2 separate regions of the Homo sapiens genome follow, and region 2 is linked to region 1. The links are chromatin loops, found by intact Hi-C in ENCODE. Cell type or tissue: heart left ventricle. All regions are shown on one strand. Each heading gives the region's core, and the rest is flanking DNA. Links, peaks and the distances in the headings are about the cores only.

Region 1 (11,931 bases), core at 3,914-11,913:
TAGTGGAGAAAACCAGGGGAGATCAGAGGAGCTGGTCACTGCTTCTTACCTTGATGGAATTAAAGGTGGCCACGGTGTGAACCATCAGACGAGCAGACTAGGTAGGGAGGAAAGCAGAAGGCAAAACTAATCAAGTGTCTGGCAATTAGAGATCTGAGCTGCAAGTGTCATTGATTAGGTCCCTGTGATTAACCCAAATTACCTTAAAGGGATACTGTCAACATTCTTAACAGAGACATCAGTACAAGTGTCAAGTACTAGAATGTCATGAAAATACCCAAAGTGCACAATTAGACTCAACTGAGTAATTAATTTTATCTGATGAAGAGTGAAAAAAGAATGGTAAAAACCACAATTCTAGCAGCTAGTTGGACAGAAAAATACCTAAAAGACTAATGATTAGTGTCATTTTCTTGTCTATACTACAGGAGAACATTCCGGAAAAAAAAAAACCCTAAATTTAACAAATGCTGGCAGCTGAGACTGTTTAACAGCCAGGAGCTCTAATAATCACTTTCATCTCCAATTATAGTTACTGGGTTGCTGTTCTTTTTAACCGTATCCCCGTTGAAGGGCAACGGCTTTACCAGAGGGAAAAAATAAAGCAGTGAATTAGCTTTCAACAACGTACATTTCAACAACGTACATTTCAACAACGTACATTTCAACAACGTAGCTACTTCTAAAAACCTAAAGTCCCTTAGGGCTAGGCATGCTGGCTCACGCCTGTAATCCCAGCACTTTGGGGGACCAAAGTGGGTGGATCACCTGAGGTCAGGAGTTTGAGACCAGCCTGACCAACATGGTGAAACCCCGTCTCCACTAAAAATACAAAAATTAGCTGGGCACGGTGGTGTGAGCCTGTAATCCTAGCTACTTGGGAGGCTGAGGCATGAGAATCGCTTGAACCTGGGAGGCAGAGGTTGCAGTGAGCTGAGATTGCGCCACTGCACTCCAGCCTGGGCAACGGAGCAAGACTCCGACTCGAAAATAAATAAATAAAATACAAATAAAAACAAATAAATAAAGTCCCTTAGGATCTTTCAGCCCACCCAATTCATTGGAAAGAAACTCTAATTGGCCTAGGTTATAATGCTCACAACCCTTTGAGTAAAGAACAAGAGGAAGGGCATGATGGCTCACGCCTGTAATCCCAGCACTTTGGGAGGCCAAGGCGGGTGGATCAGGTGAGGTTAGGAGATCAATACCAGCCTGGCCAACTTGGCGAAACCCCGTCTCTACTAAAAATATAAAAATTAGCCAGGCATGGTGGCGGGTGCCTGTAATCCTAGCTACACGGGAGGCTGAGGTGGGAGAATTGCTTGAACCCAGGAGGCAGAGGTTGCAGTGAGCTGAGATCACGTTACTGCACTCCAGCCTGGGCGAAAGAGCAAGACTCTGTCTCAAAAAAAAAAAAACAAAAAAAACCCAAAAAAAACAAAAAAAAAAACAGGAGGGCAGGAGGGCTGAGCTTGGATGCAGATGTCCTCATGGCATCCCTAGGTGACATTTTCAACCCGTGTGTTTATAGGAGTCAGAAGGTGGACCCACTGTCTCCAATAAGAGGTACTGGGATTTATAAAGGTACCTAAAATAAATTTCTGAAAGAATACTTATGTTATCAGAAACATTCTGTTGAGGGGGTAAGGCTGTTGCCCATTCATATCATCAATGACCAAGTTTTGCTACGTAAGAAAAGGGAAGAGTGAGAAAAGGAGAGAAAGTTGAATAGAAGGAAAGGTGTATACCCATGCCTGGCCCAGTTAGAAATCTACTTAATGAGGAGAATAGTCAGAGCCAGTGGGGGAAGGAGGCCACAAGACACAGACCCCTCTCAGCCTAGGTCCTCAGGAGAGGTCAGACAAGGTGACTGAGCGGGTTCAAAGGTGGACACGGAAAGGTTGTTGAGGGGAGGCTTTTTGTTTTTAGCTTTTCATGCTTTCTTCATATTTCTGGGGACACACTTTTAAAATTTCTTTTTACTTTTTGTTTTTTATTTGCTTGTCAAACTCACCACTGTACTAATGAGGAGAAGGCCTACTTTTTTTCTTCTTCTTTTTAAAACATTTTTATTTTTATTTGTAGAGCCGGGGTTTTGCCATGTTGCCCAGGCTGGTCTCCAGTTCCTGGGCTCATCCACCTGTGGCAGCCTCCCACAATGCTGGGATTACAGGTGTGAGCCACAACACCTAGCCAAAAGATCTACTTTTATAAAGTCAGAATCTGCTGTCTAACTTGCCTGTAACTCAAGTGATGTATTCCTGAAGAGCTGGGTCAGGAGGGAAGATGCTAGAACTGAGACACAGGCAACCAGTTACACAGGCAACCAGTTACACAATCACAGTTATAAATGTATCACATAAAAAACCTCAGCCGGGCCAGTAATCCCAACACTTTGGGAGGCCGAGGCAGGTGGATCACCCGAGGTCAGGAGTTTGAGACCAGCCTGGCTAACACAGGGAAACCCTATCTCTTCTGAACATACAAAAATTAGGAGGCATGGTGGTGCATGCCTGTAACCCCAGCTACTAGGGGAGCTGAGGAAGGAGGATCGCTTGAATCTGGGAAGCAGAGGTTGCAGTGAGCTGAGATCGTGCCACTGCACTCCAGCCTGGGCAACAGAGCGAGACTCCGTCTCAAAAAAAAAAAAAAAAAAAAAAAAAAAGACTTTCTCCCTGGCTGTGTGCTGTGACTCAGGCCTGTAATCCCAACACTTTGGAAGGCTGAGGCAGGCAGATCACCTGAGGTCAGGAGTTAAAGACCACCCTGGCCAACATGGCGAAACCCTGTCTCTACTAAAAATACAAAAATTTGCCAGGCATGGTGGCACATGCCTGTAGTCCCAGCTACTTGGGAGGCTGAGGCAGGAGAATTGCTCGAACTGGGGAGGCGGAGGTTGCAGTGAGCCGAGATTGTGCCACTGCACTCCAGCCTGGGTGACAGGGCAATACTCCATCTCAAAACAAAACAAAACAAAAAAACACACCTTCTCCCTGTATTCTTGGTCAGGGATGGCCCATTCTGGTTAAGCCATATTCACACCCAGATTTGTCCAGAAAAATGTCTACTGTAGTGGGGAAACATCTCATTCCTCCCTTTACATCTCTGTATTGGGCATCTCTGAAGCCTTTCTTAGGCCACAGGATAAAGAGGCCAGGCAGATGGTGAATGAAGGCCTGCCCTCCTTTACATGTGTAGTTGTTCTCGTGTTCACATCATTTCCCTTTGGACCGCCTCTTACTGGTGGGACCCTGCCAACAACAGTGCTCCCTGCTGCAGCATATCCTGCACCAACATGGGTAATCAATGCAACCTAACTGTACTGAGCATTTGACAGACACTCTGCTTTTGTATATTAAGCATCACATTTTAGAGTTAACAGATTCAGAAAGAAACCAGCCCAAACAAGTCCAGAAATGACTAAAGACTTAAGCTGAATATTCAGAGAAAGGCACACCAGAAAAGGACATATTTCATGATCTCGCAAAACTCTTGAAAACAATAATTTGCAAAGGAGTTCTTACCTTCCACGGGGAGGCTGTCTTGGAATCAGTTTCATCCTATTCAAAGAAAGAGGAATTTAGGCAGCCAAGCAATTGACCATGAAACAAAGCACCTGGCCTTTCCAGCGAATGACTCTAGTTTCCCCCAGGGGAGATCCCAGATACTAATACATTAACCAAAACAGCATTTTCCCTCCATAGTTTGGCTGGTAACAAACTACAAGGCTGGTTAAGAAAAATTAAGCCAACAAACAGGGGAGAGAAAAATTCCAATTTTTTTATCCAGTAGAAGAAATGGAGAGAATAAAGAAATTTAATAAGAAAACCACCAACTTTTATGTTGTACTCATAAGATTGTCTGCAAAGGGGTAATAAATGAACCTAAAGATAGCTATAGAAAAAGTTTTAGAAAACTGAAGAGACAGAAGACTTTTTTTTTTTTTTTTTTTTTAGAGCTGTGCTTTGTGTTGCATGCCTGTTGTCCTAGATACCTGGGAGGCTGAGGTGGGAGGATTGCTTGAGGCCAAGAGTTCGAGGCTGCAGTAGGCTATAACTGCAGCTGTGAAAAGCCACTGACCTCCAGTCTGGGCAACAAAGCAAGACCCTATCTCTTAAAAAACAAACAAACAAACAAAAGACCGAAAAAAAAAAAAACCAACTTTTTTTGTCTTTTGGAGAATGGCAAATAGAAATCAATTTCTGGGCTGGGCATGGTGGCTCACGTCTGTAATCCCAGCACTCTGGGAAGCTGAGGTGGGCAGATCACCTGAGGTTGGGAGTTCGAGACCAGCCTGGACAACATGGTGAAACCCCATCTCTACTAAAAATACAAAAATTAGCTGGGTGTGGTGCCACATGCGTGGAATTCCAGCTACTCAGGAAGCTGAGATGGGAGAATCGCTTGAACCTGGGAGGTGGAGGTTGCAGTGAGCCAAGATCACACCACTGCACTCCAGCCTGGTTGACAGAGTGAGACTCCGTCTCAAAAAAAAAGAAATCAATTTTTGGAGTTTTCCACAAATCTTTACACACAAAAGGCATCTGAGGTTCAGGAACAGCAATTCTGATGAAGAAGTTCTTGGCTTGATATTCTTCCCAAGATTTAAGTCCTTCTCATGTTCAAGATCCACACACAGCACCCGAAACTTACCCTGGGCATCATGCCATACACTTCCTACAAGGAGAGAGAGAAACCAGTTTTATTATTAGAAGAAATACACATCTCTCAAGAATACTTATTATGGCCAAACCTGGAAACACAGGAGATAATTCCAAAAGGACAAATGGAAATGCCAGTCCAAATGTCCAGCAGAGCTTCAAGTATTTATATATAAACTTTTTCTTTGAGGAACTTATGAAATTACCATTAGTTAATGGCTATATAAACATTAAATATTTAATGAGCTTACGGAGAAGACAGAAGCCCCCACCCCCCTCCAAACCAAGTGAAAGTGAGGGATATGGGTATAAAGAAGTTAATCAAAATGGTTTTGGTCACATAGAGGACCTGACCTACAGCCAAGCCACAGTTCTGTGTTATGAAACACTGCTTGTTGGGCTATGACAGACACAAGAGGAACAAAGCTGCATCCTTACAGCAACAGAGCCTCACTCCAAGATGGAGACACCTACCTGTTGTTGCACAGCCTGCACCTCCTCTGCCATGAGACCTTCAGACTCCAGGTCTTCAGCTACCTTGTTAATGTCCTTCAACCGTGACTCATTGGCCTTCAGGTCCTTTAAAGCAAAAGCCATAATAACTAAAACCCAAAATAGCAAGCCAAAGTCAAAGGAGACATAGTCACAAACTATGGCTTGAAACTATAAGGATTCTTCTACAGAGGCCTACCAAAAAAAAAAAAGGGGGGGATTAAAAAAATAAGCTATGGCTGGGGGCATGGTGGCTCACGCCTGTAATCCCAGCACTTTGGGAGGCCCAAGTGGGCGGATCACCTGAGGTCGGGAGTTCGAGACCAACCTAACCAACATGGAGAAACCCTGTCCCTACTGAAAATACAAAATTAGCTGGGTGTGGGGGTCCATGCCTGTAATCCCAGCTACTCGGGAGGCTGAGGCAGGAGAATCGCTTGAACCCGGTAGGCAGAGGTTGCGGTGAGCTGAGATTGCGCCATTGCACTCCAGCCTGTGCAACAAGAGCGAAACTCCATCTCAAAAACAAAACAAAACAGGCCGGGTGCGGTGGCTCACGCCTGTAATCCCAGCACTTTGGGAGGCCGAGATGGGTGGATCACGAGGTCAGGAGTCCAAGACCAGCCGGGCCAATATGGTGAAACCCCGTCTCTACTAAAAATACAAAAATTAGCTAGGCGCGGTGGCAGGCGCCTGTAATCCCAGCTGTTCGGGAGGTTGAGGCAGGAGAATCGCTTGAACCGGGGTGCGGCAGAGGTTACAGTGAGCCAAAATCGTGCCACTGCACTCCATCCTGGGCAACAGAGCAAGACTCTGTCTCAAAACAAAACAAAAACAAAACAAAACAAACAAAAAAAGCTATAAGGATCTGTTCAACAGGTATCCCTATGGATTGGTTTTCCCAGTCCTCAGATAATTATTGGACTCAAATTTACTTCATTAACTGTAGTTTTTTGTCTTTTTTGGAGACGGGGTCTCACTGTCACCCACGCTGGAGTGGAGTATTACAATCATGGATCACTGCAGTCTCTACCTCCCAGGCTCAAGCAATCCTCCTACCTCAATCTTCTGAGTAGCTTGGACTATAGGCACACACCACTATGCCCAGCAAATAATTTTATCAAATAGAGACTTTTTTAAAACCTCTTTTTGGTTTTAAAATAATGTTTTAAAAATGTGATGAGGCCAGGTGTGGTGGCTCACACCTTTAATCCCAGGACTATGGGAGGCCAAAGCAGGAGGATTGCTTAAGTTCAAGACCAGCTTAGGGCAACATAACCAGACCCCTATCTCTACAGAAAAATTTTTTTTCTTTTTTTTCTCTAATGAGACTCAGTCTCACTCTATTGCCCAGACTGGAGTGCAGTGGCGTGATCATGGCTCACTGCAACCTCCGCCTCCCGGGTTCAAGCGATCTTCATGCCTCAGTGTACCGAGTAGCTGGGTCTACAGGCAGGCGCTACCACGCCCAGCTAATTTTTGTATTTTCAGCAGAGATGGGGTTTTGCCATGTTGGCCAGGCTAGTCTCGAACTCCTGACCTTAGGTGATCTGCCTGCCTCGGCCTCCCAAAGTGCTGGGATTACAGGCATGCGCCACTGGGCCCGGCCAGAAAAATTTTTTCAATTATAATAATGGATGTGGTAGCCTATGTGCATAGTCCCAGCCACTCGGGTGGCTGAGGTGGGAGGATCACTTGAGCACAGGAGTTTGAGGTTACAGTGAGCTATGATCATCCACTGCCCTCTACCCTGTGTGAGAGAGTGAGACCCTATCTCTAAAAAATAAATAAAAACGAGATAAAATTTTAATGCACAGTTACTATAGGAGAAATAAGTTCTCCCTCCTCATTTTAATTTGTTGTAAGAATCCTTTTAAGTGGTGGAATGGATAAACAATGTGTAGTATATTAGGCCGGGCGTGGTGGCTCACGCCTGTAATCCCAGCACTTTGGGAGACCGAGGCGGGTGGATCACGAGGTCAGGAGATCAAGACCATCCTGGCTAACACGGTGAAACCCCATCTCTACTAAAAATACAAAAAATTAGCCGGGCGTGGTGGCGGGTGCCTGTAGTCCCAGCTACTCGGGAGGCTGAGGCAGGAGAATGGCGTGAACCTGGGAGGTGGAGGTTGCAGTGAGCCGAGATTGCGCCACTGCACTCCAGCCTGGGCAACAGAGAGAGACTCTGTCTCGAAAAACAAACAAACAAACAAAAAAAACGAACAAAACAAAAAAACCCAAAAACAATGTGTAGTGTATCAAACAGTGAAATATTATTCAGCAATAAAAAGGAATGGAGTACTGGTATGTGCTACAAAAAGGATGAACCTGGAAAACATTATGGGCCGGGTGCGGTGGCTCACACCTGTAATCCCAGCACTTTGGGAGGGCAAGCTGGGCAGACGGCCTGAGCTCAGGAGTTTGAGACCAGACTGGGCAACATGGCAAAACCTTGTCTCTACAAAAAATACAAAAATTAGCTGAGCATAGTGGTGCATACCTATAATCCCAGCTACTCAGGAGGCTGAGGCAGGAGGATCACTTGAGCCCAGGAAGCGGAGGCTGCAGTAAGCCGAGACTGGGCCACTGCACTCCAGCCTGGGCAACAGAACACCTTGTCTCAAAAAATAAATAAATAAAAGAAAGAAAACCTAAACAAAAGAAGCCAGTCACAAAAAGTGACATAACGTGATTCCATTTATATAAATGTCCAGAATAGGTAAATCTGGAGGCAAGCAGCAGATGAGTGGCTGCGTGGGCCACTGGGGTTAGGGAGAATGGCAAATGAATGCTTGACGGATATGTGGTTTTCTTCTGAAGTGACACAAATGTTTCGGAACTAGAGGTGGTGGTTGCACAACACTGTGAATGTACTAAATACCACTGAATTGTACAGTTTAAAATGGCTAGCTTTGTGAATTTACCCCAATTAAAAAAAAAAGAGTACTTTCACATCTATTGTAGTTTAGGCTTAGAAAAGTTCTTATAACAACATGTAGAGAACATAGCATATCTTTCCTTAAAACTAAATTTGTCCAAAAAGGTTTCAATTAAAGTCTTTTAAAAATAGCTACACAGGCCAGGCATGGTAGCTCATGCCTGTAATCCCAGCACCTTGGGAAGCTGAGGTGGGCAGATCACTTGAGGCCAGGAGTTCAAGACCAGGCTGGCCAACATGGCAAAATCCCGGTTGTACTAAAAATACAAAAATTTGCCAGATGTGGTCGTGCGTACCTGTAATCCCAGCTACTCGGGTGGCTGAGGCATGAGAATCACTTGAGCCTGGGAGGCAGAAGTTGCAGTGAGCTGAGATCGAGCCACTGTACTCTAGCCTGGGTGATAGAGTGAGACTCTGTCTTGAACAAAAAAAAAACTGAGGCCGGGCACGGTGGCTTACGCCTGTTATCCCAGTACTTTGGGAGGCTGAGGCAGGCGGATCACCTGAGGTCAGCAGTTTGAGACCAGCCTGACCAATATGGTGAAACCTCATCTCTACTAAAAATACAAAAACTAGCCAGGCGTGGTGGTGAGCTACTCGGGAGGCTGAGACAGAACTGCTTGAACCTGGGAGGAGGAGTTGCAGTGAGCCGAGATCGCACCATTGCACTCCAGCCTGGGCGACAAAAGAGAGACTCTGTCTCAAAAGGAAAAAAAAAAAAATTGAAAAAAAAAAAAAAAAAAAGCTACATACATGATGGAATATAATCTATGTAATTTGCATTCCAGTAATTTGCAGTCAGAAATCAAGAGACTCTGGCCAGGCGCAGAAGCTCATGCCTATAATCCCAGTACTTTGGGAGCCTGAGGCGGGTGGATCACCTGAGGTCAGGAGTTTGAGACCAGTCTGGCCAACATGGTGAAAACCTGTCTCTACCAAAAAATACAAAAATTAGCAGGGCGTGGTGACGCACATCTGTAATCCCAGCAACTCAGGATGCTGAGGCAGGAGAACCACTTGAACCCAGGAGGCAGAGGTTGCAGTGAGCCGAAGTCATACCACTGCACTCCAGCTTGGATGACAGTGAGAATCCATCTCAAAAAAAAAAAAAAAAAAAAATCAAGAGACTCAAATCTTTAAACAAATTTTCAGCTGAGCCTGAAGACTGCCCATACCTTCTGGAAGTCATCAAACTTCTTCTGGAGCACCTCAACCTGCTCCAAGTCTGCTCCGACCTCCTCACTTGTCAGAGCGGCTTCCTTCTCATTGATCCATTGCTGTAGTTCATTCGCTTCACGGAACAACATAAACTTCTTGCAACTCTTCTCCAACATGCCTTTACGCTTCTCACCCAGTTCCAGCAGAGAATGATATCTGATGGAATTCAAGAGGGTGACAAGAGGGACAAGGAAGGCAGTTAGCTGTAGATGCTAACATAAAGGCAAACCACGAGGTGTCTCCAAGATGTGGATTCCAGGCTACGAGTTTGTAATGATGATGCCCTAGTAACAGAGTTATCAGATGAAGACGAGGATCCCAAGTACCCACGCCACAGCCTGAGAGATATGCGCACACTGTACTGTTCACAACCAGGTGGCTAGAACAGCCAGGCACACTTATCCCCAGGCCGATTCTGCACTTAGAACAACACAACCACAAGGGACTGAAACCAAGCGCTTAGCACAGTAACACAGGGCTCATGCAACTACAGTGGAGAGACGAGATGAACTTGCTGGGCAGAATGTATACAGAGGGTTTTTCTGTCTTTTATAATTCTCTGAAGAGCCCCCAGGCTGGGGTGAGGTGGGGGAGGGTACACTGAGCTTTAAAATATCCTCATATAGGATGTTTTATCTCCATATTAGTAGGACATTTCTAAAATGATACATTCAGCTCTCAGAAAGTTTTGGCAAGTTCAGAAGGAAAATCAGGCACAGTACTGAGTATCTGTGCCATTCTGTTACTTGAAAGATTTCTTAAGAATCAAAGAATATTCTAACCCTCGGGAACTAAAATACAAAAGGCTGAAATATTATCTTTGAACACGAAAACAACAAACAATAAAAAACTAAAAATTAAAAAAAACTAGAATCATCATCAAATCTAAGTGTCCCAAAGTAAAATAAAAAAGCAATGAGTTACCAAGAATCAGAGCACTTTAAGAGAAGCATATGATTTCCTTCCTACTAAGGAAAACTATAGAACAGGCCTTCAGGTTTGCTGCTGATAGTGGCTGGTCCACCACAAAAACCAACAGGAGGGAGAACCAACACCACTCTGAACACACAGCTGCACATGGAAGCAACCAATGAGATAAGCAGTCATCGACCGACACAGCTGCACCGCGACCTCTTCCCTTGTGAGCCAAAGCTGCTGCACGGACAGGCAGTTCCTCCCACCACCTCATCTTTCTGGATGGACAAAGGCCTTCAAGAGAAGCGGCAGAGGGAGAATGGATAGGGTAGCAGTGGACATTGGTGCTCTGCAAGACTCTCAGCCTACTCACAGTTCTTCCACCTGCTTCATACGCAGAGATACACTGCCGGCCTCCTTAGTTATGCGTGTCCTGCACAGAGGGGGCACAGCAAAAGCATGCACGAATTAGTGGGGTTAATCCACAGGGATGAAAGGCAGCAGCTCCGACTGGTGCCATGATGGTGGATGCTTAATGTTGGGAAACTATGGAGTTATTCAACAGGTCTAAGGAGCAGTCTAAGTCATGAGTGACATGACAGTAAAGAAATAGCAGGAAAATTAGAGGGTTAGTTCACCTTCATTTTCCTGGCGGGTCTGCCATGCTTAAGGCAGATTTTCCTGTGCTGAAAACACTGGTAACTTCACAGAGCAAGGTCAGGGAACAGACTGGACTACCCTTAGAAAGAAATTTTACTGAGTGCTAACAGGCAATTTAGCCACGTATTTGATCTTTTTCCTCTTATATTTATGACCCAGACTACTGGTAAGAATACAAACCAAGGCCAGGCGTGGTGGCTCACGCCTGTAATCCCAGCACTCTGGGAGGCCAAGGCGGGCGGATCACGAGGTCAGGAGTTTGAGACCAGCCTGGCCAACACAGTGAAACCCCATCTCTACTAAAAATACAAAAATTAGCTGGGCATGGTGGCATGTGCCAGCAGTCCCAGCTACTTGGGAGGCTGAGGCAGGAGAATCACTTGAACCCAGGAGGCAGAGGTTGCAGTAAGCCAAGATCACACCACTGCACTCCAGTCTGGATGACAGAGCGAGAATCTGTCTCAAAAAAAAAAAAAAAGAACACAAACCAAAACCTCCCATTCTTATCTCTATAGTAACAGAATCTATAAAGTGGACAAATAACTCTGATCTTACTGAGGATCACTGGAGCCCAAAAATTTCACTATTCTACCCAAACTCTAGTGGGAATGTATTTCCTGGATATTTCCCAAGTGTCCAAAACTGCTGATTCCACTAGTGGAGTCAGAAATACCCTAAAGGAGGGACACAGGGCAATATGGGGGCTCAGCTAGAGGAAAGAGGACAGAGCCATTTCATTACAAAATTCCATTCTCAGAACTCAAAGCTATGGCAGACAGAGAAGCTCTGAAAGCAGCTTTTCAAAGTGGACAGAGCTGTAGGGGCGTAGAGTATCTGAAAATCCAATTTCAAAAAGCATCTCGAACCAAAAGGCAAATGGCAATGATTAGAAAAATTCTGGTTAGGAAAAACTCATGAACACTGGTGGAAAAAAAACAAAGCAATATAAGTCATCAGTCAGGGGTCTGAGACCCACACAGGGAGGTCTGTGGGCTCAAAGTGGGGTGGAGACAGCAGGAGGCGTGCAGGTGGGCTCCAGGAGCCTCA
Region 2 (17,485 bases), core at 4,059-12,058, 72 kb after region 1:
TCAGCCTCCCGAGTAGCTGGGATTACAGGCGCCTGCCACCACATCTGGCTAATATTTGTATTTTAGTAGAGATGGGGTTTCACCACATTGGCCAGGCTGGTCTTGAACTCCTGACCTCCTATGATTCACCCACCTCAGCCGCCTAAAGTGCTGGGACTACAAGTGTGAGCCACTGGGCCCAGCTGACATCCACCTTTTTTTTTTTTTTTTTTTTTGAGATGGAGTTTTGCTCTTTTTGCCCAGACTGGAGTGCAATGGCGTGATCTCAGATCACCGCAACTTCTGCCTCCTGGGTTCAAGAGATCCTCCTGCCTCAGCCTCCTGAGTAGCTGGGATTACAGGCATGCACCACCATGCCCAGCTAATTTTGTATTTTTAGTAGACACAGGGTTTCTCCATATTGGTCAGGCTGATCTCGAACTCCTGACCTTGTGATCCACCCGCCTCAGCCTCCCAAAGTGCTGGGATTACAGGATTACAGGCGTGAGCCACTGTGCCCGGCCCACCTTTTTTTTTTTTTTGAGACGGAATCTCGCTCTTTCACCCAGGACGGAGTGCAGTGGTGCTATCTCGGCGCACTGCAAGCTCCGCCTCCCGGGTTCATGCCATTTTCCTGCCTCAGCCTCCGGAGTAGCTAGGACTACAGGTGCCTGCCACCACGCCCAGCTAATTTTTTGTATTTTTAGTAGAGACAGGGTTTCACCGTGTTAGCCAGGATGGTCTCGATCTCCTGACCTGGTGACCCGCCAGGCTCGGCCTCCCAAAGTGCTGGGATTACAGGCGTGAACCACCGCGCCCGGCCCACCTTTTTAAAAAAGAGAAGAATTAGGTGATCCTTCCCTCCTATTCATTAAACGCTTACTGAGCACTAACTAGAGCATGTTCTGTGTCTGGCTGGACTACAAGATCTTAAAGGACTTAAAGTCTTGATGGAGACAAAGGGAGAGTCAGGAAATGTGTAGAAAAATTAAAAAAGGCAAAGATATAGACTAATTCGATGTGGTGAGTGAAAGAGAGGCAGCAGTCATAAAGATGACTCCCAGGTTTCCAGCTAAGATTACTGAGTAGATAATGGTGCTACTGATTACTCAAGAGAAAACAGCAGACAAAGAGGGCTAAGGAAGATGATGGGTTTGGATTTGAACACATTAAACTTGAGGCAGCTAAGAGACATATAGGCAGAGATGTCCCTCAGGTAGCTGAAGCTGGAGAATCTGAAGCTCAGAAGAAAGGAATAAACCAGAGGTAGGTTTGGGAGTCATCAGCATTCAGGTAATGTTTGAAGCCCTGTAAGTAGAGAGAACGAAAAGAACTGCAGGATAAGAGTAGATCCCAGCCGGGCACAGTGGCTCATGCCTGTAATCCCAGCACTTTGGGAGGCCGAGGTGGGCAGATCATGAGGTCAGAAGATCGAGACCATCCTGGCTAACACGTTGAAATCCTGGCTAACACGTTGAAACCTGGTCTCTACTAAAAATACAAAAAATTAGCCGGGCGTGGTGGCAGGCGCCTGCAGTCCCAGCTACTCGGGAGGCTGAGGCAGGAGAATGGCGTGAACCCGGGAGGTGGAGCTTGCACTGAGCCGATATAGTGCCACTGCACTCCAGCCTGGGCGAAAGAGCGAGACTCTCAAAAAAAAAAAAGAGTAGATCCCTAGGAATCACCTACAATTAGAGTGGGGTAGAAGACTAAGAAACCCACAAAGGGGAGAGAGAGAGAGGGAGAGAGGGAGAGAGAGAGAGGAAAGGGTAGTGAGGGAGGGAGGAGAAGAACCTGGAAAGTAATGGCACCATGGAGGCCAAAGGAGTAGAGTTGCACAGAGAAAGCAGCAACAGTGCCGAACAGAAACCTCAGGAAGATCAGCAAACACTTAGAAGACATAGGATCAAGGGAGACTCATGTTAGGATGTGAGGGGCTCACATATATTTACAGGCTGAGAGAGAGGAGCCTATAAAAAGGAGTAATCACAGAAAACAGGAAAGGCAATAAACGATGAGGCAGTCTGACAGGAGACAGGAAGGAAAGGGAACAAGGGCAGAGGTGGAAGGGTAAGCCCAGCAGCAAGGACGCCTCATCCAGTGACACAGGAGACTAAGAGGTAAATGTCACTGTGCAGTGGTGGAGGGGCTCTGAGGAGCTCACACTGGATGTCTCCATTTTCCTGATGAAGGAGGTACTGACCCTGTCTGCAGTCAACAGAGGGGAACTGGGAACGGCCATCGAGGTGTGGAGTGGCTGTCCAGTCAACCTCTCTTGCTTTGCTGTTGCTATCAAAGGACACAGCACTTTAAATTCCAAAAAGTGATATGTTATTTATTTATTTATACCTTGCCCTGTTCCAGAAAGAATTTCAGGCAGCAAAGTCATATGTAAGTTTTGCTGGACTGCCTATCAAGGGCAGGAACTGAAATTTTCCTATGCTTTCCAGGCAATGAGAAGTGAGTCGGGGAACGGAACCCACGATGCGTCAGAGGAGTGTTCCAGTTGCACACACACTCCCCAGCCACCTGGCAGCTCAGTCTATAATCTGGAGGCTTCCACATCTACAGCTCCATACAAATGAACCTCTGGTTCTAAAGAAGTTTCTTCCTTGTCTGGTTCTCACTTTCTAAACCTCAGTCTCTGGAGAGAAAAGGAGTCCTGGAGGATGAACAAGGCGAGCTTGGAGTAATTTGGAAAAGCTAATGTTGTAGGACAGAAGCAAAGCCTGCAAGTCACAGCCTAGGTTCCCTGAGTGATGTTTTCAGCAGTAAACTGCAACTTCAAAGCTAAGAGCCATCCTAATAATTTGCCATAAAAGGTAGCTTGTTAAAAATGAGTCAAAAAGGCCGGGTGCAGTGACTCACGCCTGTAATCCCAGCGCTTTGGGAAGCTGAGGCGGGCGGATCACAAGGTCAGGAGGTCGAGACCATCCTGGTTAACACGGTGAAACCCCGTGTCTACTAAAAATACAAAAAATTAGCTGGGCGTGGTGGCGGGCAGCTGTAGTCCCAGCTACTTGGGAGGCTGAGGCAGGAGAATGGCGTGAACCCGGGAGGCAGAGCTTGCAGTGAGCCGAGATTGCGCCACTGCACTCCAGTCTGGGTGACAGAGCAAGACTACATCTCAAAAAAAAAAAAAAAGGGGGCTGGGCACAGTGGCTCACGCCTGTAATCCCAGCCCTTTGGGAGGCCGAGGCAGGTGGATCACCAGGTCAGGAGATTAAGAACATCCTGGCTAACACAGTGAAACCCCGTCTCTACTAAAAATACAAAAAATTAGCCGGGTATGGTGGTGGGCGCCTGTAGTCCCAGCTACTCAGAAGGCTGAGGGAGGAGAATAGAACAGCGTGAAGCCGGTAGGCGGAGCTTGCGGTGAGCCGAGATCACGCCACTTCACTCCAGCCTGGGCGACAGAGCAAGACTCTGTCTCAAAAAAAAAAAAAAGAAAAAAAGAAAAAAAAAAGAGTCTTCTTTTTTTGTTTTTGAGACAGAGTCTCGCTCTGTCACCCAGGCTGGAGTGAAGTGGTGTGATCTCGGCTCACTGCAATCTCCGCCTCCTGGGTTCAAGCAATTGTCCTGCCTCAGCCTCCTGAGTAACTGGCATTATAGGTGAGAGCCACCACACCCAGCTAGTATTTGTATTTTTAGTAGAGACAGGGTTTCACTATGTTGGTTAGGCTGCTCTTGAACTCCTGACCTCGTGATCCGCCCACCTCGGCCTCCCAAAGTCCTGGGATTACAGGCGTGAGCCCAGCCATGATTATATCAGGGAAACAAGATGTATGTCACTTATATGTACCCGATCCAACTGTAAACATTTGTTTGAATATACTTTTATAGGAACCTTACAGATACATAGATTTGGAGTCTGAAAGATAATACAATGAAATGAAAGGTCATGTTCTCAACCCCTCTGACCAACCTGCAATGGTAGAGATTTGGCTCACTGGGATGGTAGCAGCCTTCTGGAGGTCCATCTTTATCTTTTTGGCCTGCCAGAAGAGAACAGTGAGAAAGCAGTGTTCTGAAGAGCTGAGTAGATGTCACTTAGAATCAGGTAAAGTGACATGCCAGCTACATTCCTTTGGGACACGAAGTGATCATTCTCTGAGAACCATCAAGTCCACAAAATTACTGCCATATACCTCTCCCCTACCTGACTGTCCTTGCTGTTGGTCAGGCCCTCAAAGGTCAACACACACTGCATGGAAGCATCCTGCAGCTGCTGGTACCACTGCATTGTAATGTCTTGTACCTTCACCTGGAGGTCTGAGAAATAAAAGAGAGGTTTTAGTAATAGCTAGTATTTACTGAACATGTAATATGAGGCAGGCACTGTTATAATCACTTTATGTATGTACTGACTGCTTTAACTGTCACCATAACTATGAAATAGATACTATTATTATCTCCATTTTATAGAAAAGGAAACAGGCACAAAAAGGTTAAGTGATTTGCCATGGTCACATTACTACTAAGTAGAAAAACTAAGGCTGGGTGTGGTGACCCACGCCTATAATTACAGTACTCTAGGAGGCCAAGACAGGCCCAGGAGCTTGAGACCAGCTTGCACAACATGGTGAAATCCCATCTCTACAAAAAATACACAAATTAGCCAGGCAGGGTGGCGCATGCCTGTAGTCCCAGTTACTTGGGAGGCTGAGTGGGGAGGATCACTTGAGCCTGGGAGGGTGAGGCTATAGTGAGCCATAATCATACCACTGTACTCCTCCAGCCTGGGTAACAAGAGTGAGACTCCTATCTCAAAAAAAAAACAAAAAACAAAAAACGCTGGGCGCAGTGGCTCATGCCTATAATCCCAGCACTTTGGGAGGCCAATGCTGGCAGATCACCTGAGGTCGGGAGTTCGAAACCAGCCTGACCAACATGGAGAAACCCCGTCTCCACTAAAAATACAAAAAAATTAGCCAGGTGTGGTGGTGCATGCCTGTAATCTCAGCTACTCAGGAGGCTGAGGCAGGAGAATCGCTTGAACCTGGGAGGCGGAGGTTGTAGTGAGCTGAGATTGTGCCATTGCACTCCAGCCTGGGCAACAAGAGCAAAACTCTGTCTCAAAAAAAACAAAAACAAAAACAAAACACACCAAAAAAGAAAAATTAGACTCCCAGGCTGGGTGCGGTGGCTCACACCTGTAATCCTAGCATTTTGGGAGGCCGAGGCGGGTGGATCATGAGGTCAGGAGTTTGAGACCAGCCTGGCCAACGTGGTGAAATCCCATCTTTACTAAAAATACAAAAATTAGCCAGGCACAGTGGCAGGCACCTGTAATCCCAGCTACTCGGGAGGCTGAGGCAGGAGAATTGTTTGAACCCGGGAGGCAGAGGTTGCAGAGAGCCAAGATCGCGCCACTGCAATCCAGCCTGGGCAACAAGAGCAAATCTCCATCCCCTCCCCGCAAAAAACAACAACAACAACAACAACAACAAAAACCAGACTCCCACTGATCTGGCTCCAGAGTCAGCACTCTCAAACACTATGGTACACTGATTCTTTTTCTTTTTTTGAGACGGAGTCTCACTCTGTCACCAGGTTGGAGTGCAGTGGCACCACCTCAGCTCACTGCAACCTCCAGCTCCTGGGTCAAGCAATTCTCCTGCCTTAGCCTCCCGAGTAGCTGGGACTACAGGTGCGTGCCACCATGCCCAGCTAATTTTTTTATTTTTGGTAGAGATGGGAGTTTCGGCATGTTGGCCAGGCTGGTCTCGAACTCCTGACCCCTTATACGTATTACACCAACACATATCTGTGCGCATTTATTTAAAATACTCAGCAGCAGCAATAATTGAAATAATGTATCTGCTAGAGTTATACAGAATTTCAAGTCCTCACGCAAAGTGTTGGAATCGTAAATCAGACTCTACATCAACCAAAACTGAATGAAATACATTACATAAAATTCTGGTTAACTGTCCTACAGTTTAACACAACATTCAAAACATGCTCTTGTTTCTCTTCACATTTGAAACTTACGAGTTAAAGGACCACATCCATACTGAAACCCACCTTCATTCTGTTTCCCTCCTGGGCCCTGGCTGGGAGCTGGGGGCTCTTTGTGGGCCTCTGGTCCCTGCTGCATCTGTGCCTCTTGCAGCTTTACCTGGGCCTCTTCTTCATCCTGCCTCCTCTTGTCTTCGCAGGCTCTGGTGATCTCCTGCCCCAAGTTCATCAGGAGGTCCCGCATTTCCCGCAGAGCTCGCTCAGCCTCAGCTTGACTCTCTGCTGTGGGATAGCTGCTCTGTCAGAGTGACGGAGATGGTGCTTAGTGGTCATTCCCTAGGTAAATCATACCTCATACAAGTCAATAAATTTCCTGCAATTGGAATTGTTGCACCAATGGAGTATCCACATTCAACGAATTGATACTTCTTTCCCTGTTCTCTTAAAGGTATTAATAATTCCAACTTACTGTCACATCCATAGTTTCTAAGTATAAATTGGTCTGTATTCTCAGCAACAAGGGCCAGCGTAATTTTTTAAAAAGTTTGTGACAATATGTTAGACAAAAATAATACTGTTTTATTATAATAATAATTATTTTTTGAGACAGAATCTCCATTGCCCAGGTTGGAGTGCAGTGGCAAGATCTCGGTCATTGCAACCTTTGCCTCCCAGGTTCAAGTGCTGCTCGTGCCTCAGCTTCCCAAGTAGCTGGGATTACAGGTGTGCGTCACCACACCCAGCTAATTTTTGTATTTTTAGTAGAGACTGGGTTTCACCATGTTGGCTGAAACCTACTGGTCTCGAACTCCTAGCCTCAAGTAATCCGAGAATCGCTTGAACCTGGAAGCCGGAGGTTGAAGTGAGCCATGATCACACCACTGCACTCCAGCCGGGGCAAGAGTGTGAGACCCTGTCTCAAAAAAAAAAAAAAAAAAAAAAAAAAAAAGCAAAGCAAAGAAACAGGGCAGGTACAATGGCTCGTGCCTGTAACCCCAATACTTCGGGAGGCTAAGGTGGGAGGATCACTTCAGCCCAGGAGTTCAAGACCAGCCTGGGAAACATAGTGAGATCTCTATTGCTAATTTAAAAACAAAACGAAACAAAAAAAGTTTGGCACCGTGGCTCACACCTGTAATCTCAGCAGTTTGGGAGGCCGAAGTAGGGGGATCACTTCAGCCCAGGAGTTAGAGACCAGCCTGAGCAACATGGCAAAACCCTGTCTCTACAAAAAAATACAAAAATTAGCAGGGCATGGTGGTATGCGCCTGTAGTCCCAGCTACTCAGGAGACTGAGGTGGGAGGATCACTTGAGCCCGGGAGGCAGAGGTTGCATGAGCTGAGACTGTGTTACTGCACTCCAGCCTGGGTGACAAAGGGGAACCCCATCACAAAAAAAAAAAAAAAAAAAAAAAAAGACTCCAGAATAAGCAGGTATAAAAATAAAGAAATAAATAAAAGAAACAAAATAAAATGTTAACAGTGGTTACTTCTAGGTAAAGAGATATGGAGATAACAAGTAATGTTTGGTATTTCCCCCAATAAGCAGATAGCAGGTATTACTTTTTAAGTCAGAAAACAGTTTTGCTTTTAAAGGCTTCCATTTCAAAGACAGCAAAGAGTCACTCTGAAGCCCCCCTCACCTCTGAAGAGGCCCGGATGATCCCTGAGATGAGGCTGCACAGCTGGTTGCCTCGGGTCTGGAAGGCAGCCAGGTCGACCTTAAGCAGGGCTTTGTGCTGCTCAGAGGCATCCAGCTGCTGGCTGAGCTGCAGCATCTCCTCCTGCAGAGCATAGAGGGCCCGCAGGCGGATCTGGCCTTCTTCCTTCCGAAGCCGCTCCTGTTCTGCTTGCTTCACGCGCTGCTGCTCTGCTTCCCGCAGCTTCAGGTTGAGAATCTGTAGAAAAGGGCTGAGTGACTTCTCTCTGAGGGGTTCCTGGGCTTCTTCTTTCTACAGTCCTCAAATTCTACGTGGGCTACATATTTTCACAGATGGGCTCAGAGCAGGAAGAGGACATCCCAAGGTTAGTCATACACAGGCATAATACGGCCCAGATCCTCCATGGTGGCCATCTGCCAAAACCTGGCTCTCCAGGCAGGTTACAGACAGACACCAAAACACCCACACCAATTCTGCCAGGCTCTGACCTTTGCTCTGTGACGGTGCTCAGCTTTTAGCTTCTCTTGGTGTCCCAAGGCTTCTCTGGAGCTGCATGAAAAATGGCAGGGAGGAATAGTCAGGGATACTTCCTGAAATTGTTTTTCTTTCTTTCTTTTCTCTCCCTCTCCCTGCCCTCCCTTCCCTTCCTTCCCTTTTTCTTAGAGATGGGGTCTCGTTATGTTGCCCAGGCTGCAGAGCATAGCTCACCACAGCCTCAAACTCCTGGACTCAAGCAATCCTCCTGCCTCAGCCTCTCTAGTAATTGAGACTACAGCTGTGTTCCACCACGCCCGTAAAATTGTTTTACCTCTCCTAAAAGCCTCCCTCTTTGTGTTCCTTTGGTTGTCTCTCCAAGTTTGGTCTTTTTTCCAGGTTATAAAATTCTCTGCCTATTTTACCTTGATATTTAAGGACTCAGAAGTTGTTCAACTCTTTCCCTTTGGAATTCCTCTTGGGAAAGAGTTCCAGTTGAACACATCAACATTCCCAGTCATAATTCAGGGAGACTCACCTCTTCTCCATTACTTCCCGCAAGTCCTGGAATTCTTTATGCTGCTTCAGTTCCTTCCATTCATCAAACCGCTTCAGTTGTTCAGATGCCATCTCCGAGAGGGCTTGCACCTTCCTCTCCTGCTCCTCCTGCCATAGCCTCAGGCCCTCCTGAAAAGGTTTTTTTTTTTTTTTTTTTTTTTAAGATGGAATCTCTCTCTGTCGCCAGGCTGGAGTGCAGCTCACTGCAACCTCCAACTCCCGGGTTCAAGCGATTCTTGTCTCAGCTCCCCAAGTAGCTGGGACTACAGGTGCCTGCCACCATGCCCAGCTAATTTTTGTATTTTTAGTAGAGACGGTTTCACCATGTTGGCCAGGATGGTCTTGATCTCTTGACCTTGTGATCCGCCTGCCTTGGCCTCCCTAAGTGCTCGGATTACAGGCGTGAGCCACCTCGCCCGGCCGAAAATGTTTAACACCTGCTCTCTGGAGCGCCTTCAACACCTTGATCATTTACCCCTGCGGGCTACCTGCCCATCGGCCCCTAACACCATCAGAGATACTTAAGGGCATGGAATCAGAACCTTTGCAGGAATATCCTTTCTCCTTTTGCTTGATCTTTAAGCTCAGCTGTTTTGGAAAGCTCTTCCAATTGCCCCATATGGTTTATGTCACTCCAGTACAAGTTGGGAACGGACAGGAATTTAGCAACATGACATCAAACAGCCATGCACTATTAAGCTTCCATCCTGTGTAGTCTTATGGGGTTCATTGGTAATTTACGGAAATCCTCATTCTAATTCCATAAACAAGCTATACACATTCCTATCTCACTGATTTTGTTAATCTCTGCCTCGAAGATTTTCTCCTGGACCTCCACTAAGGAAAGTCCTTTTCCTTAGTACCTAAGGGTATCAGATATTGAATTTATCATTTCATGAGAGTACTCACATATGGTTAAAGGCAATTTGACATTTTAACTATCAAAATTTGAAGTGTCTATATCCTTTGACACTTGTTCCATTTCAGGAATTTATCCTGAGGAAATGCTTGTATGTGTGTGCAAAGATATATGTACAAGAATGCTCACTGGAGCCCTGTTGATAACAGCAATACATTTAAAACCACTTAACTGGGGAATGACGACACGTATTATAGTACAGTCATACTGCAGAATACTATGCAGCCCTTAAAGATGACGAGATGCCAGCTAGCATGGAGATATGTCAAAATCTACTGTTAAGACATTATGTTATTTTATTTTAAAACATAATTATATTTTATTTTGTTTATTTGTTTATTTTTGAGACAGGGTCTCACCCTGTCATGTAGGCTAGAGTGCAGTGGCACACTTATAGCTCACGGCAGCCTTGAACTCCTGAGCTCAAGGGATCATCCCAACTCAGCCACCTGAGTAGCTGGGACTAAAGGTGTCCACTATCACACGGGGCTAATTTTTAAATTTTTTATAGAGTCAGGGTCTCACTATATTGCCCAGGATGGTCTAGAGCTCCCGATCTCAAGCTATCCTCCCACTTTGGCCTCCCAAACTGCTGGGATTATAGGCATAAGCCAACTGTACCCAGTCTTAAAACTTATTTTAAAGCTTCCAGCGAAAGAAGGCAAACTAAACAAGCATATATGTCCTCTCCTCTGGGACTCTGTTAAAGTGAGAATTGGAAAGAAAAAAAAGACATAACACCACATAGAGCATGAGAGATGTCACCAGCAGGGAAAAATCTTCTACATACTTCTGGAAAACAGTCAGTGGAGAAATAGCCAGGTGCACTGGCTGAGATCTGTAATCCCAGCACTTGAGGAGGCCAAAGTGGGAGGATCACTTGAGCCCAGGAGTTCGAGACCAGCCTGGGCAACAGAGAGACCCCCGTCTCTACCAAAAATTTAAAAATTATCTGGCTGTGGTGGTGCACACCTGCAGTCCCAGTTATTTAGAAAGCAGAAAGAGCTGAGGTAGGAGGAATGCCTGAACCCAGGAGGTCAAGGCTGCAAGGAGCGGTGATTGCACCACTGTATTCCAGCCTGAGCAACGGAGCGAGACCCTGTCTTTAAAAAAAAAAAAATAGTGGAGAAGCAATAAATGATAGAGCAGAGCTGAGAAAACCCAAGGATACACACACACACACACGATGTGTGTGAGAAGCAGACGATGCCTCACGGGAGCAGAAAGCCAATCTACCAGCCGAACTGCAGAGTCTCAAGACTGGGAAATGCCACGACTCATATAGGTGGGCCTCATCAGGCTGAAAACGGAGCTACCGGCTAAATGTTTGTAGACAAAACAGTCAACTCTTGCTGTCTTCCCCTAGTCATTAGATCAAAACAGCCAAGAGCCAAGCATTTGTGCTATAATGATTTTATTGTATTTTTTATATATATATACATATATATACATATATACATATATATACATATATACACACATACATATATACACATATACATATATACATATATACACACATACATATATACACATATACACATATACACACATATACATATATACACATATATACATATATACACATATATATACACACATATATACATATATATATATATTTTTTGGAGACACAGTCTCACACTGTCACCCAGGCTGGAGTGCACTGGCACCATCTCGGCTCACTGCAACCTCCGCCTCCCAGGTTCAAGCGATTCTCCTGCCTCAGCCTCCCAAGTAGCTGGGTTTACAGGCATGTGCCACCACGCCCAGCTAATTTTTGTATTTTTAGTAGAGACGGGGTTTCACAGTGTTGGCCAGGATGGTCTCGATCTCTTGACCTTGTGATCCTCCCGCCTCAGCCTCCCAAAGTGCTGGGATTACAGGTGTAAGCCACGGGTGCCCTATTGGGGAACCTGCCCCAATAGTCATGTAGGTTCTTTTCTATTTTCCCTAAGCATTGGCCAGCTTGAAAAATAAAGGGACAGAGTACAAAAGAGAGAAATTTTAAAGCTGGGCATCCGGGGGAGACATCACATGTCGGTAGGTTCTGTGATGCCCCACAAGCCGTAAAACCAGCAAGTTTTTATTAGGGAGTTTCAAAAGGGGAGGGAGTATACGAATAGGGTGTGAGTCACACACATCAAGTACTTCACAAGGTAACAGAATATCACAAGGCAAATGGAGGCAGGGCGAGATCGCGAGATCACAGGACCACAGGACCACAGGACCAGGGTGAAATTAAAATTGCTAATGAAGTTTCAGGCACCACTGTCATTGATAACATCTTATCAGGAGACAGGGTTTTGAGAGCAACCGGTCTGACCAAAATTTATTAGGCAGGAATTTCTTCTTCCTAATAAGCCTGGGAGCGCTATGGGAGACTGGGGTCTATGTCACCCCTACAGTCTACAGACCATAAAAGACGGCCACATGCAGGGGGCCATCTATAGACCTACCCCCAGGCGCGTATTCTCCTTCCCAGGGATGTTCCTTGCTGAGAAAAAGAATTCAGCGATATTTCTCCCATTTGCTTTTGAAAGAAGAGAAATATGGCTTTGTTCTGCCCAGCTCACCGGCGGTCAGAGTTTAAGGTTATCTCTCTTGTTTCCTAAACATTGCTGTTATCCTGTTCTTTTTTCAAGGTGCCCAGATTTCATATTGTTCAAACACACATGCTCTACAATTTGTGCAGTTAATGCAATTATCACAGGGTCCTGAGGCGACATACATCCTCTTCAGCTGACAGGATTAAGAGATTAAAGTAAAGACAGGCATAGGAAATCACAAGGGTATTGATTAGGGAAGTGATAAGTGTCCATGAAATCTTTACAATTTATGTTTAGAGATTGCAGTAAAGACAGGCATAAGAAATTATAAAAGTATTAATTTGGGGAACTAATAAATGTCCATGAAATCTTCACAATCCATGTTCTTCTGCCATGGCTTCAGCCAGTCCCTCCATTTGGGGTCCCTGACTTCCCGCAACAGTGCCCAGCTTTTTTTTTTTTTTTTGGAGTCTCGCTCTGTCGCCCAGGCTGGAGTGTAGTGGTGCAATCTTGGCTCACTGCAAACTCCGCCTCCTGGGTTCAAGCGATTCTCCTCCCTCAGCCTCCCAAGTAGCTGGGACTACAGGTGCCTGCCACCATGCCTGGCTAATTTTTGTATTTTTAGTAGAGACGGGGTTTCACTATGTTGGCCAGGCTGGTCTCGAACTCCCGACCTCGTGATCCATCCACCACGGCCTCCCAAAGTGCTGGGATTACCAGTGCAAGCCACCATGTCCAGCTATTTTATTTTTATTTTTTATTTTTTAGAGACGGATTCTCAACTCTGTCACCCAGGCTGGAGTACAGTGGTGCGATTTTGGCTCACTGCAACCTCCACCTCCCAGGTTCGAGTGATTGTCCAGCCTCAGCCTCCTGAGTAGCTGGGATTACAGGCGTGCACCACTATGCCTGCCTAATTTTTGTATTTTTAGTAGAGACAGGGTTTTACTGTGTTGGCCAGGCTGGTGTCAAACTCCTGACCTCAAGTGATCTGCCTGCCTCGGCCTCCGAAAGTGCTGGGATTACAGGTGTGAGCCAACAGGCCCGGCCCTGTGCTGTAATGATTTTAAAACAGATCTGCAAATTGTCTGACAATCCTTCCATACCCTCTACTTCAACCTGAGTGGACTTTATGACTACCGTGACTAACAGAATACGGAAAAAAAAAAAAATAGGCCAGGCACGTGAGTTTTTTTTAAGAAAATGAATAAACTGTCCAGAAACAGCTAATCAGTATGGGAACTAGTATTCCAAAACAATATGCTGGCACTTAGGAAGTCCTAAAGCTTAATAACCTTGTTTCTGATTATTCCCCTTGAATCTCTGATCTGATTACTAGCAATAAGGATCTTTAGATAACTGAGGAATCTCTATATCCTAAAAGGGATCAAGATGAACAAATAAAAAATAATGAATCCAGAAGGACATGTATATCAAGGAACACAAGTGAATCTGAAAAAGAGCTCTGAATATGATAAGAAATGAGAATAAGATGCTCTGAAAAAGGAAGAAGTGGAGAATACAAAAAAACTCATGAAAATTAGACATAATAAATACATATATATTTTTTCAATCAACAGGTGGAGAATAAAATATAGAAATCTTCTAGAAAACAAAACAATAAGACAAAAGGAAAATGAAAGAAAGAATAGGACATATAGAGGATTAACTTAGGCAATGGAGAGGTGAACTAATCAAGGGGAAAAATTTCCAAAGATGCAGGAAATAAATCTTTGAATTAAAACAACTCTGATATGCAGAATTAGTCGTTTCTCACCATCTCCATTGCTACCACCCTACTCTAAGCAACCACCATCTTTCACCCAGATTACAACAATGTTCCAAATATTTTACTTATTTCTCTTGTTTACTTCTGTCTCTTCCCACCACAATATAAGCTCTATGTCTATAATGTTTACTGTTTTATCTAGACCTGGAACAGCATCTAGCACATAGGTGCTCAGCAAATATTTATTGACTCAATGACCAATGAGGCAAGATGTTAGAAGACTTTCATTTTCTTTTTCTTTTTTTTTTTTGAGATAAAGTATTGCCCTGCTGCCCAGGCTAGAGTGCAGTGGCACAATCTTGGCTCACTGCCACCTCTGCCTCCCGGGTTCAAGTGATTCTCCTGCCTCAGCCTCCCCAGTAACTAGTATTATAGGCATGTGCCACCATGCCCGGCTAATTTTTGTATTTTTAGTAGAGATGGGGTTTCGCCATGTTGGCCAGGCCAGTCTGGAACTCCTTATCTCAGGTGATCCACCTGCCTCACCCTCCCAAAGTGCTGGGATTACGGGCATGAGCCTCCGTGCCTGGCCAAGACTTTCATTTTCTAAATTCCTGTACTCTGAAACATTTTTACAAGATCATGCATTGCTTTCCTAATTAAAAAAAAATACATGCTGGGCGCAGTGGCTTATGCCTGTAATCCCAGCACTTTGGGAGGCTGAGGTGGGTGGATCACCTGAGGTCAGGAGTTTGAGACCAGCCTGGCCAACACGGTGAAACCCCGTCTCTACTAAAAAATACAAAAATTAGCCAGGCGTGGTGGCAGGCGCCTGTAATCTCAGCTACTTGGGAGGCTCAGGCAGGAGAATTGCTGGAACCCAGGAGGCGGAGGTTGCAGTGAGCCAAGATTGCACCACTGCACTCCAGCCCGGGCTGACAACAGCAAGACTCTGTCTCAAAAAAACAAAAACAAAAAACAGGCCGGGCACGGTGGCTCATGCCTGTAATCCCAGCACTCTGGGAGGCCGAGGCGGGCAGATCACGAGGTCAGAAGATCAAGACCGTCCTGGCTAACACGGCAAAACCCTGTCTCCACTAAAAATACAAAAAATTAGCTGGGCGTGGTGACAGGCACCTGTAGTCCCAGCTACTTGGGAGGCTGAGGCAAGAGAATAGCATGAACCTGGGAGGCGGAGCTTGCGGTGAGCCGAGATGGTGCCACTGTACTACAGCCTGGGCAACAGAGCAAGACTCCATCTCAAAAACAAAAACAAAAACAAAATACAATCAAATAAATTAATTAAAATAGTGCTGCTATTTTTTCAAGAGGCTAAGGTCCTGACTGGGCATCGTGGCTCATGCCTGTAATCCCAGCACCTTGGGAGGCTGAGGCAGGTGAATCACCTGAGGTCAGGAGTTCGAGACCAGCCTGACCAACATAGTGAAACCCCGTCTCTAGTAAATAGAAAATAAAGTAGCTGGGTGTGGTGGCGCGAGCCTGTAATCCTAGTTACTTGGGAGGCTGAGGCAGGAGAATCACTTGAACCTGGGAGGTGGAGGTTGCAGTGAGCCAAGATTACACCACTGTAGTCCAGTCCAGCCTGGGCAACAAGAGCAAAAACTCCACCTCAAAAAAAAAAAAAAAGAGGCTAAGGTCCCATTTTCTCAGAATAAGCTTATCTAACAATCCCAGACCATTTCCAAATTTTGGAGAAGTAAATGGAAGCCAGAAAAGGCTAAGTAATTTTCCCAAAGTCACATGTAAAATGTAACAGCCAGGATCTGAAACCAGACTTGACTTCAGAGCACTCACTCCTGACCTCTATTACACTACCCCCAAAACTAAACAGTAGGTGGGAAGGATGAGTAGCATACAGTGCCCATTCCTACGCCCTGGGGAACTGCAGTTAAATGTGGCTCGCAGGATCAAGGCTGCCTTCCTTCATGGGTTCACTTACTGTTCCTTTCATTCTGTGTACCAGTTCGTACATTCGGACGCAGCCTTCCACTTTGATCCCCCGTGAGGACTGAAGTACCATAGATTCTGTGTGCTGGGACTCATCTTTGCCCTATATGAGCAGAAAATGGAAAAATAATTAAAAAATAAGTTTTTAATATGGTAAAGTTGGTGTTATCTCTTCTAGACAAAGACCACATCCCAACTTATGAACAACCACCAATAACAAGAGCAAAAAAAAAATTTAGGTCAGAACTAGTGTGCTTTTCATGAATGACATTGACTTTGTTCTAATTGTTTTCTTTAATAAATTGATGTTTGTTACTTTGGGTGATTTTTTGGGTTTTTCTATGTTTTTTTTGACTTGTTTGTTTTACTCTGCCTAGAAAATGTTTCCCCTTTCTTCAGATCAGTGTCCATTTATCCTGGGATGCTTTGGATGGAGTATCCCCAACCTACATCCCTAAGCTTCCATCCTCCTGGCTTCAGGAGAAAGCTGGCTATCAAAGTACTCTATCCTCAGGCCGGGTGTGGTGGCTCACGCCTGTAATCCCAGTACTTTGGGAGGCAGAGGTGGGCGGATCACAAAGTCAGGAGTTCGAGACCATCCTGACCAACATGGTGAAACCCCGTCCCTACTAAAAACACAAAAATTAGCCAGGCGTGGTGGCACGCACCTATAATCCCAGCTACTGAGGAGGCAGGCTAAGGCAGGAGAATCCCTTGAACCCAGGAGGCGGAGGCTGTAGTGAGCTGAGATCGCGCCACTGCACTCCAGCCTGGGCGACAGAGCAAGACTCCATCTCAAAAAAAAGGCCAGGCACCTTTTTCCCCAGCACTTTGGGAGGCTGTGGTGGGCGGATTACAAGGTCAGGAGTTTGAGACTATCCTGACCAACATGGTGAAACCCTGTCTCTACTAAACATACACAAGACATACCCTGTCTCTACTAAACCCTGTCTCTACTAAACATACACAAGACATACTCTGTCTCTACCAAACATACACAAGTTAGCCGGGCATGGTGGCACGTGCCTAGGCATGGTGGCGGGCGCCTGTAGTCCCAGCTACTCGGGAGGCTGAGGCGGGAGAATGGCGTGAACCTGGGAGGTGGAGCTTGCAGTGCGCAGAGATCGTACGACTGCACTCTAGCCTGGGATACAGAGACTCCGTCTCAAAAAAAAAAAAAAAAAAAGTCTGCTATCCTCCTACACCCAGTATGGACTTGAGGAATGAAAAATATGACCTGAAGGCCAGAGTTCATCTTTGAACTTTTCTAAGTTTTTTTTTTTTTTTTTTTTTGAAACAAGATCTCACTCTGTTTCCCAGGCTGGAGTATAGTGGCGTGATCACGGATCATTACAGCCTGGACCTTCCAGCTTCAATTGATCCTCCTGCCTCAGTCTCACAAGTAGCTGGGACCACTGGCGCACGCCACCACACCTGGCTAATTTTTGTATTTTTTTGTAGAGACAGGGTTTTGTCATGTTGCCCAGGCTGGTCCCAAACTCCTAGTCTCAGGCAAGCCTCCTACCTCAGGCTCCCAAAGTGCTACAATTACAGGCATGAGCCACTATGCCTGGCCTATTTTTTTTCTTTTTCTTTTTCTTTTTTTTTTTTTTTGAGATGGAGTCTCACTCTGTTGCCCAGGCTGGAGTGCAGTAGCGCAATCTCGGCTCACTGCAAGCTCTGCCTC

What was found. Peaks named below come from ENCODE experiments on the same cell type or tissue, not always from the same donor. Only the 100,000 strongest peaks of a DNase experiment are listed, where the experiment ranks them.
Region 2: it touches region 1 in a loop (1.8-fold over the local background); 7 of 110 quality-filtered maps call a loop at or near these places.

The regions. Positions count from the first base shown.
Region 1 is chr9:128,591,709-128,603,639 of GRCh38, reverse strand. SPTAN1 (spectrin alpha, non-erythrocytic 1) reads right to left here. Exons shown (of 57, transcript NM_001130438.3): 23 at 10,598-10,657; 24 at 9,267-9,465; 25 at 5,136-5,240; 26 at 4,654-4,677; 27 at 3,525-3,560; 28 at 50-97. Among named protein-coding and RNA genes, the nearest start is that of SPTAN1, 45 kb to the right of the region's middle. In heart left ventricle, for the core only: no CTCF peak of the experiment used is centred there; no DNase peak of the experiment used is centred there.
Region 2 is chr9:128,513,945-128,531,429 of GRCh38, reverse strand. GLE1 (GLE1 RNA export mediator) reads right to left here. Exons shown (of 16, transcript NM_001003722.2): 3 at 15,791-15,901; 4 at 8,614-8,762; 5 at 8,090-8,150; 6 at 7,584-7,838; 7 at 6,007-6,238; 8 at 4,139-4,251; 9 at 3,905-3,974. It overlaps LOC101929270 (a long non-coding RNA gene), which reads left to right. Exons shown (of 4, transcript NR_188457.1): 4 at 2,430-2,819. Among named protein-coding and RNA genes, the nearest start is that of GLE1, 18 kb to the right of the region's middle. In heart left ventricle, for the core only: no CTCF peak of the experiment used is centred there; DNase peaks (open chromatin) are centred at 6,162 and 7,669.